2 separate regions of the Homo sapiens genome follow, and region 1 is linked to region 2. Evidence: chromatin contacts called from ENCODE Hi-C or POLR2A ChIA-PET data. All regions are on one chromosome and are shown on one strand. Each heading gives the region's core, a stretch centred on a gene start or an enhancer-like site at or near the end of the contact. The rest is flanking DNA. Distances are from core to core; before and after follow the strand shown.

Evidence for each region. A loop is a pair of places that touch in the nucleus more often than their neighbours do. ChIA-PET counts read pairs that join two places held with the same protein, here RNA polymerase II (POLR2A). Pooled maps may share reads with other maps.
Region 1: a pooled map shows a loop between it and region 2 (11-fold over the local background). The contact joins the promoter of PGM2L1 here to the promoter of RELT in region 2. A Hi-C loop is called at or near these places in 10 of 50 pooled maps. POLR2A ChIA-PET finds 5 or more read pairs at or near these places in 2 of 52 experiments (activated CD8-positive, alpha-beta memory T cell and naive thymus-derived CD8-positive, alpha-beta T cell).

Annotation. Positions count from the first base shown.
Region 1 is chr11:74,396,001-74,402,139 of GRCh38, reverse strand. It overlaps PGM2L1 (phosphoglucomutase 2 like 1), which reads left to right and starts at 3,707. Exons shown (of 14, transcript NM_173582.6): 1 at 3,707-4,089. The coding sequence starts at 3,979. It overlaps MIR548AL (microRNA 548al), which reads right to left and starts at 2,903; the gene lies at 2,807-2,903. RefSeq lists enhancers at 2,723-3,343, 3,243-3,612, 3,344-3,965, 5,057-5,556, 5,557-6,058.
Region 2 is chr11:73,373,785-73,379,606 of GRCh38, reverse strand. RELT (RELT TNF receptor) reads right to left here and starts at 3,208. Exons shown (of 11, transcript NM_152222.2): 1 at 3,108-3,208. RefSeq lists enhancers at 63-142, 2,229-2,523 and silencers at 2,689-2,768, 2,859-3,148, 3,179-3,488.

The sequences.
Region 1 (6,139 bases), core at 2,458-4,957, 1.0 Mb before region 2:
TATGTTTTTTTGAGACAGATTTCACTCTTGTCACCGAGGCTGGAGTGTAATGTGCGATCTTGGCTCACTGCAACCTCCACCTCCCAGGTTCAAGTGTTTCCTCCTGCCTCAGCCTCCCAAGTAGCTAAGATTACAGGTGCCTGCCACCATGCCTGGCTAATTTTTGTATTTTTAGTAGTGATGGGGTTTCACTATGTTGGCCAGGCTGGTCTTGAACTCCTGACCTCAGGTGATCCACCTGCCTTGGCCTCCCAAAGTGCCGGGATTACAGATGTAAGCCATTCATATATTCTTTACCCAGCCATTCACATATTCTTTACCCAGATCCACCCACTATTAACATTTTCCTCCATTTGCTTTGTCCTTTGCTATTCATTTAACTATGTAATATATATGTTTGCATATATACATATATAATAAATATTTGTATAGACATACACGTGGTCTTTTTCTAAATCATTGGAGGGTAAGTTATATATATTATGATTCTAAAATATTAGGTCCATTATATGTAATATTTGAAACATTATATTATATATATGTAGTAAATATAATACAGTCATGTGCTGCATAAGGATGTTTCGGTCAAAGAACGGCATATACAATGGTGGTCCCATAACATTATAATGGGGCTGAAAAATTCCTATGACTGAGTTGATGTCTTGATGATCCTCACCCAGTGTAGGCCTAGGCTAATGTGTACGGTGCTTATAAAGTCTACAGTAGTGTACAGTAGTGTCCTAGACCTTCCCATTCCCTCACCACTCACTCACTTACTCACTCAAGAGCTACTTTCAGTCCTGCAAGCTCCATTCATGGTAAGTGCACTATATAGGTGTGCCATTTTATATTTTTTATATCATAATTTTTATACCAAAAATTGTACCTTTTCTATATTGAGATATGTTTAGATATCCAAATGCTTACAATTGTGTTACAGTCCCCTACAGTATTCAGTACAGCAACATACTGTACAGGTTTGTAGCCTAGGAGCAATAAGCTGTACCATATAGCCTAGGTGGGTAGTGGGCTATACCACCTAGGTTTGTATACTCTATGATGTTAAGATGACAGAATCACCTAATGATGCATTTCTCAGAACACATCCCTGTTATTAAGCAATGTATGACTGTATACGGGGACCAAGAAGGATATTCTTTTTCATAACCACAGTTAATGTTGCCAGGCTTAGCAAATAAAAATGCAGGATGCCATGGGCAAATTCCAACAGAAATGAAAGCTCTGAGCTTTCCCAGACTAGGGGAACTACTACACTTCCTCTGCTGAACACACTTAGACACTGCTGTTGGATTTGATGGGTTCTGGGTCTCCTTGGTTACCCTCCAACATCCAAACAATAAATCTAATCCGCTGGGCAAGATTTCTGGTAAGCAGTAAATGTCTGCTATGATCTTGCTGATAAAAGTGAAGGTTAGTTGACTCTTTTTTTCCATGTCTTGAAAGCTCTGTTGATTTGGTAGTGTTTCTCAGAAATGAACTGAATAAGAATTGTCTTATAAAAAACACTGTTTAACAAATTTAAATATAACTCATCATTAGATCTTGTTAAAATGTAGGTTCTGATGCAGCAGAACTGGACTGGGGTATGAAATTTTGTATTTCTTAATAAGCTTCCAGAGGACATCAGCACAGTTGTCCTCCTAATCACACTTTGAATTGTGACAGTCAATAGATATTTCAAATATGCAGGTACCTAGGCCCTATGCCAATGTATTGATTCAGAATCTCTGGAGGCAGTGTCCAGGAATATTAATTTAAACAAACTCCTAGGGAGATATGAGAACCACTGATCTATGGGTTTGAAATATCCTCTATCTTATTCTCAACTTGTTTATTTTGTTTCTGAAAGCCCAGTGCAGGTCCCTCCTGCTTGATGCTTTTTTCATTGACCACCTCAGATGTAAATTCATTAACAGTTGTTGGCAGCACTTGCTATTTATCATGGGCTTTCTTTTCTTACATATATCCTGTCTCCTCAGATGTTACTTCTCGAAGTGAACAATTATATAGATTCTTGTAGCCTCAGCTCCTACCATAATGCTTAGCAGAGAGTAAATGTTTAATATGTATCATGGATAATAATGGTGATGGTAGTGGAAGATGAATTTCTCTCCAGGACACGTGACTGTTGCCCAGGCCTTGTGTGATTAAAAGAACAAGAGTCCTGCTGACTCCACAAAAGAAACAATCGTTAGCAAAAACTGCAACTCCCAACTATGGCACGTTTTTCAGAAACTGGTACCACAATCCTTTTGTACCTTGGTAGTTTGAATTTTATTATGGTAAATGGCACTTTAAAGGAAATAAAGTAATACTTTGAACTTAATATGTCTTTTATCTGTGAACCTCAAAGCAGCCTAATGCCATTTATTAAGTTACTGTACAGCCATGATGTAAATATTATCATACCTTCCTTACAAAAAAGCTGACTAGGGAAAGAGTTGTAATGTACTTGCCCAAAATCATAGCCATTCTAAGAAGGCCAAACCAAGAAACGGAGGAGTAGCTAGGTGGCTGACAGGTCAGCACTTCTCAGCATTTCCCAGACCTCAACTTAGGTGAGCTTTCCATAGGAGAGACGGCTAAGAAGTAACGGAAGACTATTTCAATTTGGGTGAACCAATTTCCTTTTCCTCCGTATTCCCATTACCATTGCTCTTGGTATCTTGTGATGCTTATACATTCTTATATTTAGGTTAAATGCCGACCATCTTCCCTCAACAACTTCCTTATCTATTTTCCAGTAATCTTGTTCTCCCTACCTCCTAGTTTACTATAGCAGCAGAGATATTAGATTGGTACAAAAGTCATTGCCGTTTTTGCCATTACTTTTAATGCCATTATTTTTAATGGCAAAAACAGCAATTACTTTTGCACCGACCTAATAAAATAACTGCCAGCTGAGGGGATCTGAAATGAGATTGGAACCCTAGTTTGACCGCTCACGAACTCGGCCTCTTAGGAGAGGTGTCTCAGGGAGTCAGTTTCTTCTTTGTGTGTGAAACGGAAAAGGACTACGCCCCTGTACCTTACTGAGGGATTGAGGCGATAGAACGCGATTCGTAAACTGCACAGCACTAAACGGATACCACTTTGTCCCCTTACTATGTCATTCCTTGTTTAATTTAATGCCAGGGCCACACAGCGCAGCATAACTAATAGGGATAGGGCGTGTCTGTAGGGAACTACCTCGAGGTAGATCTTTTTCTTTTGAGGAAAGGGGGAACGCGGAGCTGCTGGGAGTCGTAGTCTCGGCGGCGGTCTCCGCTGAGCTCAGACAAAGGAAAGAACTACAACTCCCGTGAGGCAGTGCGCGGACAGCTCGCACTGCCCCTCCTCCCCCAACCGGCGCGTGCCCCCAAGAGAAACTGGGGGCCTGCGCGCGCGCTGGGGACCTGCAGGGCAAGCGCAAAGGCAGCTTGCTAGTGGTAGCCGTGAGAGCAGATCGAGGAAAGGAGACCCTTGGCAAATTAAAAAATAAAAAGAACCGTGCACTATTGCCTCACCACCCGGACGGGCTGTAAACCCCCACTACTTCGGAGGCGTGGGGAGCGCGCTCCCGGGCTCCAGTCTAGAACTTCGGGGACTTAAATCAGCAAGGGCGGGAAGGGGCGGGGCCTAAGGCGCGGGGCGGGGCCGTAGGCGGGGCGGGCGGCGGCGGCGGCGGCGGAGCCAGGACCCAGACATCTGGGACTGTTGTTCTCTCGCGGCGCGACCGCCTCAGTCACTTCGCCCAGAGACCCGGACCTGGTCCGCTGGGGAGCAGGCGGCCATAAACCCCCTCTCTCCCGGTTCCCTGACGCCGCGGCAGGAGCTGTTACGAACACCCTGCGGTTGGTCTCCGATGCCCTTCAGTGAGGTGGGGACGCCTGGACCCTGGTGAGCGAACCCCAAGCCACCCCCCACCCCAACTCAGTGTCTTCGCCGGCCCCCGGCCCGTACGCCTGTCTGGTCGCCATGGCTGAAAACACAGAGGGGGATCTGAACTCCAACCTGCTCCACGCCCCCTACCACACCGGGGACCCTCAGCTGGACACGGCCATCGGGCAGTGGCTCCGCTGGGATAAGGTGGGTACCTGGTCAGCCCGGCAAACGCCGTCGCCTCCCCCACACAGTCTGCTCTTTCCTGTGCCCACCCAGCGCCCCGCGGGCTGCAGAGGAGATGGCTCGGGACACCGAGCGGGGGGCAGCGGAGCAGGGCGTTGCCACCCACCTATGCGTGGGGTTGCTCCTTCGGACTGCCAGAGCCGGGCGGCAACATCTGCATCGCTTCCTTCTGCAGTGCTCTCAATTGTAACCTCCCTTCCTCTTCTTTACCCTCTTTCCTTTCAAGTGCTGTCTTCCCTCTTTCTTCAAAAAAAAAAAAAAAAAAATCATCATCATTGTAAGTTATACCCTAAACAACGATTTCCTTTCCCTTTTTCTCCCTTGACTTCCTTCTCCACATACCTGAAAGTGGTTTCTGGCACCCTTACTGGGCGTTTCTAACCGCTATCCGCTTTAGTTCTGGTCTGGTGTGTTTCCTCCTTCTGTCGCTAGGTAGTTGCTGGCCTTTTATCACTCCCTGGTATTGTCTAGTATCACCTTTTGCTGTTGGGAAAGGCAAGGCGCTTACCTCTTCTTTCTCCTGCTGGCAGCTATTTTCTGGAATTAATCTGTTCAAGGAATCGTGTTTTCCAGGTTTCATGTGGTACTCTTAATACAGGATTGTTTTTGCCTTAACCATTACTTCTCTACCAACACCTCCCCACCCACCCTCCGCCCCCACCTCCAAGTTGTGGTGGTAATTAAACCTCGTGCGGGCATTTGGGATGAATTTGTGACAATCAGAATTAAAATGCAGCTATCTTACTTGTAAAAGAGGTCCCTGGTAGCTCCAACAGAGGAAGATAATCCAAGCTTTTGCTTTGTCAAGTGCGTAAAATACCTTTGTTGAAGTAGAGAAGGCAGCACATTTAAAATGGAATTAATGACACTGAATTAAGGAATTTGTATGGTAGTATGTGACATTATGTTGTACAAATGAATTTCCTTAAGGCTTCACTTTCTGAAAGTTTTGTTTTTACTTTATTCATTCATTCATTCAGCAAAAAAATATTGAATGCTGAGTGCGTGTTTTAGGTCTTGTTAGACCCAGGAAATACTTGTGAGGAAAATAGAAAGGGTTCCTGCCCTCAACAAGCCTCAGTTAGCAGATGAGGAAGACCAACAAATAAGCAACTACAATGAGGTATTTGGTGTTAATTGGTCATATGTATATTGGACGAATAATTCTTCCTCTACAGTCTAAACTAATGCTTCTCAAACCTTAATGTGCTTATAGATCACCTGGGGATCTTGAAATACAAATTCTGATTCAGGAGGCCTGGGGTGGGGCCTTGGATTCTGCCTAAGAATGAATTTCCGGCCGGGCGCCGTGGCTCAGGCCTGTAATTCCAGCACTTTGGGAGGCCGAGGCGGGTGGATCACGAGGTCAGGAGATCGAGACCATCCTGGCTAACATGGTGAAACCCCGTCTCTACTAAAAATACAAAAAATTAGCCGGGCGCGGTGGCGGGCGCCTGTAGCCCCAGCTATTCGGGAGGCTGAGGCAGGAGAATGGCTTGAACCCGGGAGGCGGAGCTTGCAGTGAGCGGAGATCGCGCCACTGCACTCCAGCCTGGGCGACAGAGCGAGACTCCGTCTCAAAAAAAGAAAAGAAAAGAAAAAAAAAGAATGAATTTTCAGGTGATACTAATGCTGCTGGTCTGTGGACCACACTTGGAGTAGCAAGACTTTTTGTTCTCTTTAGGTGCCAGTTTTAACTGTACTTTTCCTAATGAGTCTCCTGATTGATTTTTTTTTTTTTTTTTAAACAGGGTCTCACCGTGTTGTCCAGGCTGGAGTGCAGTGGCGCGATCTCCGCTCACTGCACTCACTGCAGCCTTGAACTCCTGGGCTCAAGTGATCTTTCTGCCTTAGCCTGCCGAGTAGCTGGGACTACAGGCACATGCCACCACGCCCGGCTAATTAAAAAAAATTTTTTTTTTTTTAGAAATGGGGTCTCACTATGTTGCCCAGGCTTGTCTTGAACTCTGGGCCTCAAGGGATTCTCCCACCTCAGCCTCCCAAAGTGTTG
Region 2 (5,822 bases), core at 1,959-4,458:
CAGGTACCGCGTCTGGAAGGTGAAGGTTCTAGGAGTCCTAGGGTAAGTCCCTGAATTCTCAGAACCTCAATCTCTCCTTCTGTGAAATGAGATTGGGCCTGACCCTATGAGTAGGGGCAGGTGCTGACTGGCCCTCAATATCTCCCCTCCTTGGCTAGACATAGGGCCCTCCCTCCAGCAGCTATCACACCAGTCCCAACTGTGGTCACAAGTGGAAACCCAGCCTGGCCCCACTGTCATCCCCAGAGGCCCAAGTTCCCAGAAAGGTTTGGCTTGGCCAGGGCACAGGCTGAGGCTGGGGGCCTCCTTTAAGGCTGGGATAAGGAGAAGTTAACCCTTCTCCTCTTGCTCCCCCTCCCAGGCCCTAAGCTATTTCCACCTCTTTGTTGAGGATGGAAATAACTCCGGCTCAGCCCCTAGAGACCACGACAGCTATTTTCATCAGCCCCAAGAAGCACAGCTCCAGTCATTGCAGAGAGGACCGAGGGACACCCTGATCCCCAGTTCCAGTTCTTGGCCAAGTGGCAACAGTGGTCAGAGCCAAAAGGGGTCTCTGGGAAGAACAGGGAGACCGAGGCCCAGAGAGAGTAGGGACCAGCTCAAGGTCACTCCCTGTCTGCTCCCCACCATAACATGCAGGTGGATTTGGGGAAATGCCTCTAGAGCAACTGCAAAGGGGAGGGGGCCTCTCAAGTATGATGAAGGTCACCTGGGACTCTCAATTTTCCCTGCTACCCCTAGGCTGTGCTGCTAACTCCATACACTCTTCAAAGCCATGGGGACACCCCCAAAGCCAGGTCCAGGCTCTAGAAGGCAGGGGACAGGACTTTCTGGTGATGTCTGGTTGGGAGTGAAGTCTGGGGAGGAACAGGAAGACCATGTAACCCACCCATCCCCAGTGTTCCAGACATGTGTGCACACACACACATCATACTTAGAACTCACAATGTAATGCCCTGGCTAGGCCACGCCTACTAGCCCAAGTTTGAGAGACAGAAGTCCAGGAAAGCCATGAGCAGTTATTAGGAAGGTGGGTGATCCTCTCTCCCAGCATCTCACTGGTCTCTGGGGTCAGAAGACCTGAATTCCAGTCCTGGCACTGTCCTGACTCTGTATGACCTTGGCCAAGTCACTTTGCTTCTCTGATCCTCAGTTCCTTTCTCTGAAACACAGTCACTACATCTCAGAATCACTGCGAAGATTCAACAAGACAGAACACCATGAAGTGTTCAGAACAGTGCCTGACACTGTCCCCCACCCTGTCCCCCACCCCTAGAATGTAATCAGCATTTTCAGAGGACGACAGCAGAAGACAGAACTTCCAGATTCTACAGCAAGTGCCACCCTCTCCTAGACTAGGGAGCTCAGCTTCCACCCCACCCTGCATGAACCCCACAGACCTTCATACGGGAGAAGGGGCCTCAGAAGGGTCTTGCCCAGATGGCGAAAGGGTACCGCTCCAGCTCTCCAGCAAGAACTTAGCCTCCCAGACCAGAGACCACTCCTGGGGAACAAGTCTCTCCCCACTCTCCCCCAACCCAAGGAACTGAAGAAAGGACACCCAGGCAGAGAAGTGAATGTCTATGGATTTGGGGATCCATATTGTCTATGGATCCATTTCGTGACAGAGGACCAGGAAGCCTTTGGGTGGGAGGCTAACGTTTCCTTGACCAGTTTTGGAGAAGGCTGTGCTTCCAACCCTATCAGTAGCCCCTGAGTGCAGCCCCTGGGCCGCTGTGTCCCCAGGAGAAGCCTGCCCCCACCCCCCACTGCAGTCTTTCTGCCTGAAGGGAAGGGAGAACACAGGCAGTTGACCCAAAACAATAGAGGATCCCAAAGTGATGATTCACAGTCCATTCAAAGCCCAGCACCTCAGTGTGCAGATGGGGAGACTGAGGCCTGCGCGGGGGAGGGGGGCGGGGGGGTCTGAGAACAAGATTGTGTCCGGGTCCGCTGAGAATACAGATTACACAGGGGCAGAACTTTGCCAGGTGTAGGGACTTCGATGCGTGAGTGTGTGGATGCAGGTGGGCGGGGGGAAGCTGAGACTACCACAGGGCCCCTACCCTGCTGCCATCTGGGCCACCCCACCAGATGTTGCCCAGCCTCGGCTTTCTCCCTCAGCCAGGGCCTATCCCTCAGGGTCCATCTCCTCACCAAGCTGAACTCCTGAGGGGTGCCCTCGTGGGGACAGTCCTGGAGACCCTTGTCTCCTGGCTCCCCAACTTCCTCATCGCCCCACATCTGCCGGAAGGTGTCCTAGGTCCGGTCCCTCCTCCTCCTGCCTCTTACTCATCATCACCCTAGGCGCAGACACACACACACACACACACACACTGACACCACTTGACCCCACACGCACACCATGGCGCCAGCGAGCTCGGCTCGTTCTCAGTCACTTGGGCTCCTCTCCCTCTATTTCACACTCACAGTAACGGGTGGCCCTGGCCCTGCGCCGGTCACGCCCCAAGCCACGCACTTCGTGACCCCAGTGACCCCGGGTCTTTCCCTCACACAACACACGCACACACGCTGCCTGTCTCCCACACACAGAGCCCCTCTGTGTCGCCCGCTCGGCCCGGCGTCACCGCCCAGTGTCCCAGCCACACGTTCGCCCGGCCAGGCCGCCTCACGCGCCGTGTCACCCACAGTCACGGGCTGACACCATCCAGACCCCCCCTTGGCCGCCCCGCGCCGCAGCCGCGCCGAGGCGCCGCCGTCCAGCCCGCACCACAACCTGGTCTCGGTCCAAGTTTCCCGGGCCGGGGACCGCTCCGGGCCCCGCCGGCCCCTCACACCGCAAGTTCCGCTGCTTCCCCGCGCGCCCCCCGACAGCCACCACGCAGGGCCGGCCCGGAGTCGCGGCCGGAGGACCTGCAGGTCACGGGGCTCGGAGACTGGCGGTGGCCGGTGCGCGGAAGGCGCCGGGACAGGACGCGAGGCGGGAGGAGTGGGGTGGGGGGGCGCGCGGCCGGGCTGCCGCATCCGCCGAGCCCGCGAACTTCCTCAGAGACACGGGGAGGCAGGGGGCGCCACTAGGGTCCGTATCCCGCTGGCCCGGCCGCGGAGAGCAGACTCTGGATGGGCGCTCCGCGCGCCCTCCTTACCTGGCTGCGCCGCGGCAGCTCCAGCTCGGCTCCCCGTTCGACTCGGCGCCGCGGCCCGGCTCGGCGAGCGCCCGGACAGCCGCGCAGCCTGCGCGCCTTTTGAATGAATCGCCGGCTGGGCCGGGAAGGTGCGCAGACCCGCCCCCGCGCGTCACGGCCGCTCCGCCCCCGACGTCAGAGCGCGGTCTGCGCCCCGCGCCCGACTCACCCCGAGCCGCGGAGGGGCTCGCCGCTCTGCCGCTGGGCGGTGCTGCTCTACGTCGCCCTCTCTCGCGCCCCTGGGAACTGCAGGGGGCTGCGCGGGACTGGGCGGCGGTGCCCAGAGGGCCTCTTGTATCCGCCTCTTCAAGGCTCTGAACCAAGCAAGGAGTTGTGCGAAGCAAGATAAAGAGACTGGAGACTGAGATACTCCTCTGGGTCCTCTCAGCATTGCCAGTGTAACTAGAGCCACCTCTGCCCCTTTCTGGGCTTCATCTTCCTCCTGCCAGTTGGTGGCCAGGAAGAATAACCTCACTTTGCTTTGTTGACGAGGCCCAGGCCCAACCCTGGAAACCCTCACCTAGTTGGCGAAAAGGCCTGGTGAAGGTGAGTCTATAAAGGAAGCCCACACGGTGGGCTTCGGCACATCCTTCAAGGCCTAGTGAAATCCTCCAGGAGGCGTCTCCTGCCTCCACTCCCCTACTCCCCGCACCACTTCTCTGTGCCAGGGTAGTTAGTTTCCCTCCAGCAGGACAGGTGACTCAGTGCCCCCCTCCCTACTACAGCCATCCCACCCTGCCAGTTTCCAATGCCAGTCATCACAAACTCCAGGCAGTATTCACACTGTATTCCGACTCCGAATCGTGTCCCCTGGAGTTGTGCTACAGGGTGTGCCAGGACTGGAGGGAGCAGCTCAGTGGCCCGTTCCCCCTCTCAGTACTATTCAGGGGATCTCAGGCGGTCCTCCTGGGACAGTAGGGCTGATGGGAGACTGAGACACCAGGGAGGACCTAGTGCTGGGCCAGAGGCCTGGCTGGGGTCAGGATAATCACAGCCCATGACAGAGATGGAGAAAGGAAGGTAAATAAGTCAGCTGGGGATAGATGGCTGGGGGTGGGGTTCTAAACAGTCATAGAATCTGAACCCAGGGGCTAGGAGACGGAAAAGGTCAGGTCCCCAGGGTCCAGGAGATTCCAGGAGGCGAACTGGACACCGCATGGGGAGGGGAGCAGGGGATGAGTTTTCATTTCCCTGGGTCATGCTCAGGTTGTGGGGGAAGGGCATAAGGAGCTACAGGTCATTGATGTCAGGATCATGACATCAGCACCCTCATATGTCAATGGAGACCTCCAGGGCTGGGGCAGGGGTTCTTCCAGGGTCCCACATCCCAGCCTACGGAAGGCCAGAGCATCCAGAATGCCTCCACTCCTGGAAATGTTTTCTTTGTAAGGGGACCATCTACACCCCAGCTCTAGGTTCTAGAGTTCAAATGGTGGCAATTTCAGGTGTCGTCACTCAATAAACCAAATGGGGAAGGCCAGGTGTAGTGGTCACACCTGTAATCCTAGCACCTTGGGAGGCTGAGTTGGGAGGATCACTTAGCCCAGGAGTTCGAGACCAGCCTGGGCAACATGATGAAGCCCAGTCTCTACAAAAATATGTGGGAGAATCACTTGAGCCCAGGAAGTTGAGACTGCAGTGAGCCGCGATCGTGCCACTGCACTCCAGCCTAGGTGAGAGAGTGAGACCTTGTCTCAATCAATAAACTAAATGGGGAAATGCTTTTTGGAGCACTGGCTATTAATCAGACATCCCAGAGAGGGTCCAGGCCCCTCTCTACCACCAGCTCTCTGTGAGGTTTTCATCAAATCCACCCCCAACTCAGTTTCCTCATCTGAAAACTGGGGTGCCAGACATGTTGCCTGAAGTTCTCTGTGGGAGGCGGCTACCTGGCTGCCCTGGCAGCAGCTCCATAGAGTAGGTCTCCTGGGGCCACAGCCCAAACACTTCTCGCTCCTGCAACCCCCAGGTTAGGAGGGAGCCTAATTATTATTTACTGCTGGGTGGATGCGCCAGCTCCTCCTGCAGCCAGCTCTGACCCTGAAACCACTGTGACGTGGGCTCCTCCCTGAGAGTCTACCAGCATCTGGGTTGCTCCACAGTGAGTAGACAGGGAAGGAGTTGTGGAAGCCACAGGAAAGATTTAGACTCGCTTTTTATGGAGCTTGGGGAACCACAGGCTTGAGAACAAAGGACTCTCAGAATCACAGGCTTTATAAAATCCTGGCATCTCAACTGAACCCATGGAGTCAGCACTGGAATCCCTGAGCTCAGGGACCTCAGAGACCATCTTGTTGAACTTCACATGGTACAGCTGGGCAAGTGGGCCCAGAGAATGTGTGCACCTCATTGTAGGTACACAGCACAAGGTCCCAGTAAACTGGGACGAGCTGTGATGGGGACCTGGAGGCAGGGGTACAGGTGCCATGCCCCAGCCAGGCCCTGCCTGGGGTGGGGATCCTGGGTCACAGAATCAGAGCCACCACAGTGTGGCTGTATGCAGGGGTCTGAGTAGATGACTGCCTTGGAGTCATGGACCAAAGGTAGTGGGTGCCACTCTGCTTGCTGGCTGTGCTAGAATTCCAAAAGGAAGTACATACAGTACAAGCCTGGAGGAACAGCAGGCTCATACTTAAATTTCAATGCTCCAGGCCAGGCGCGGTGGCTCACGCCTGT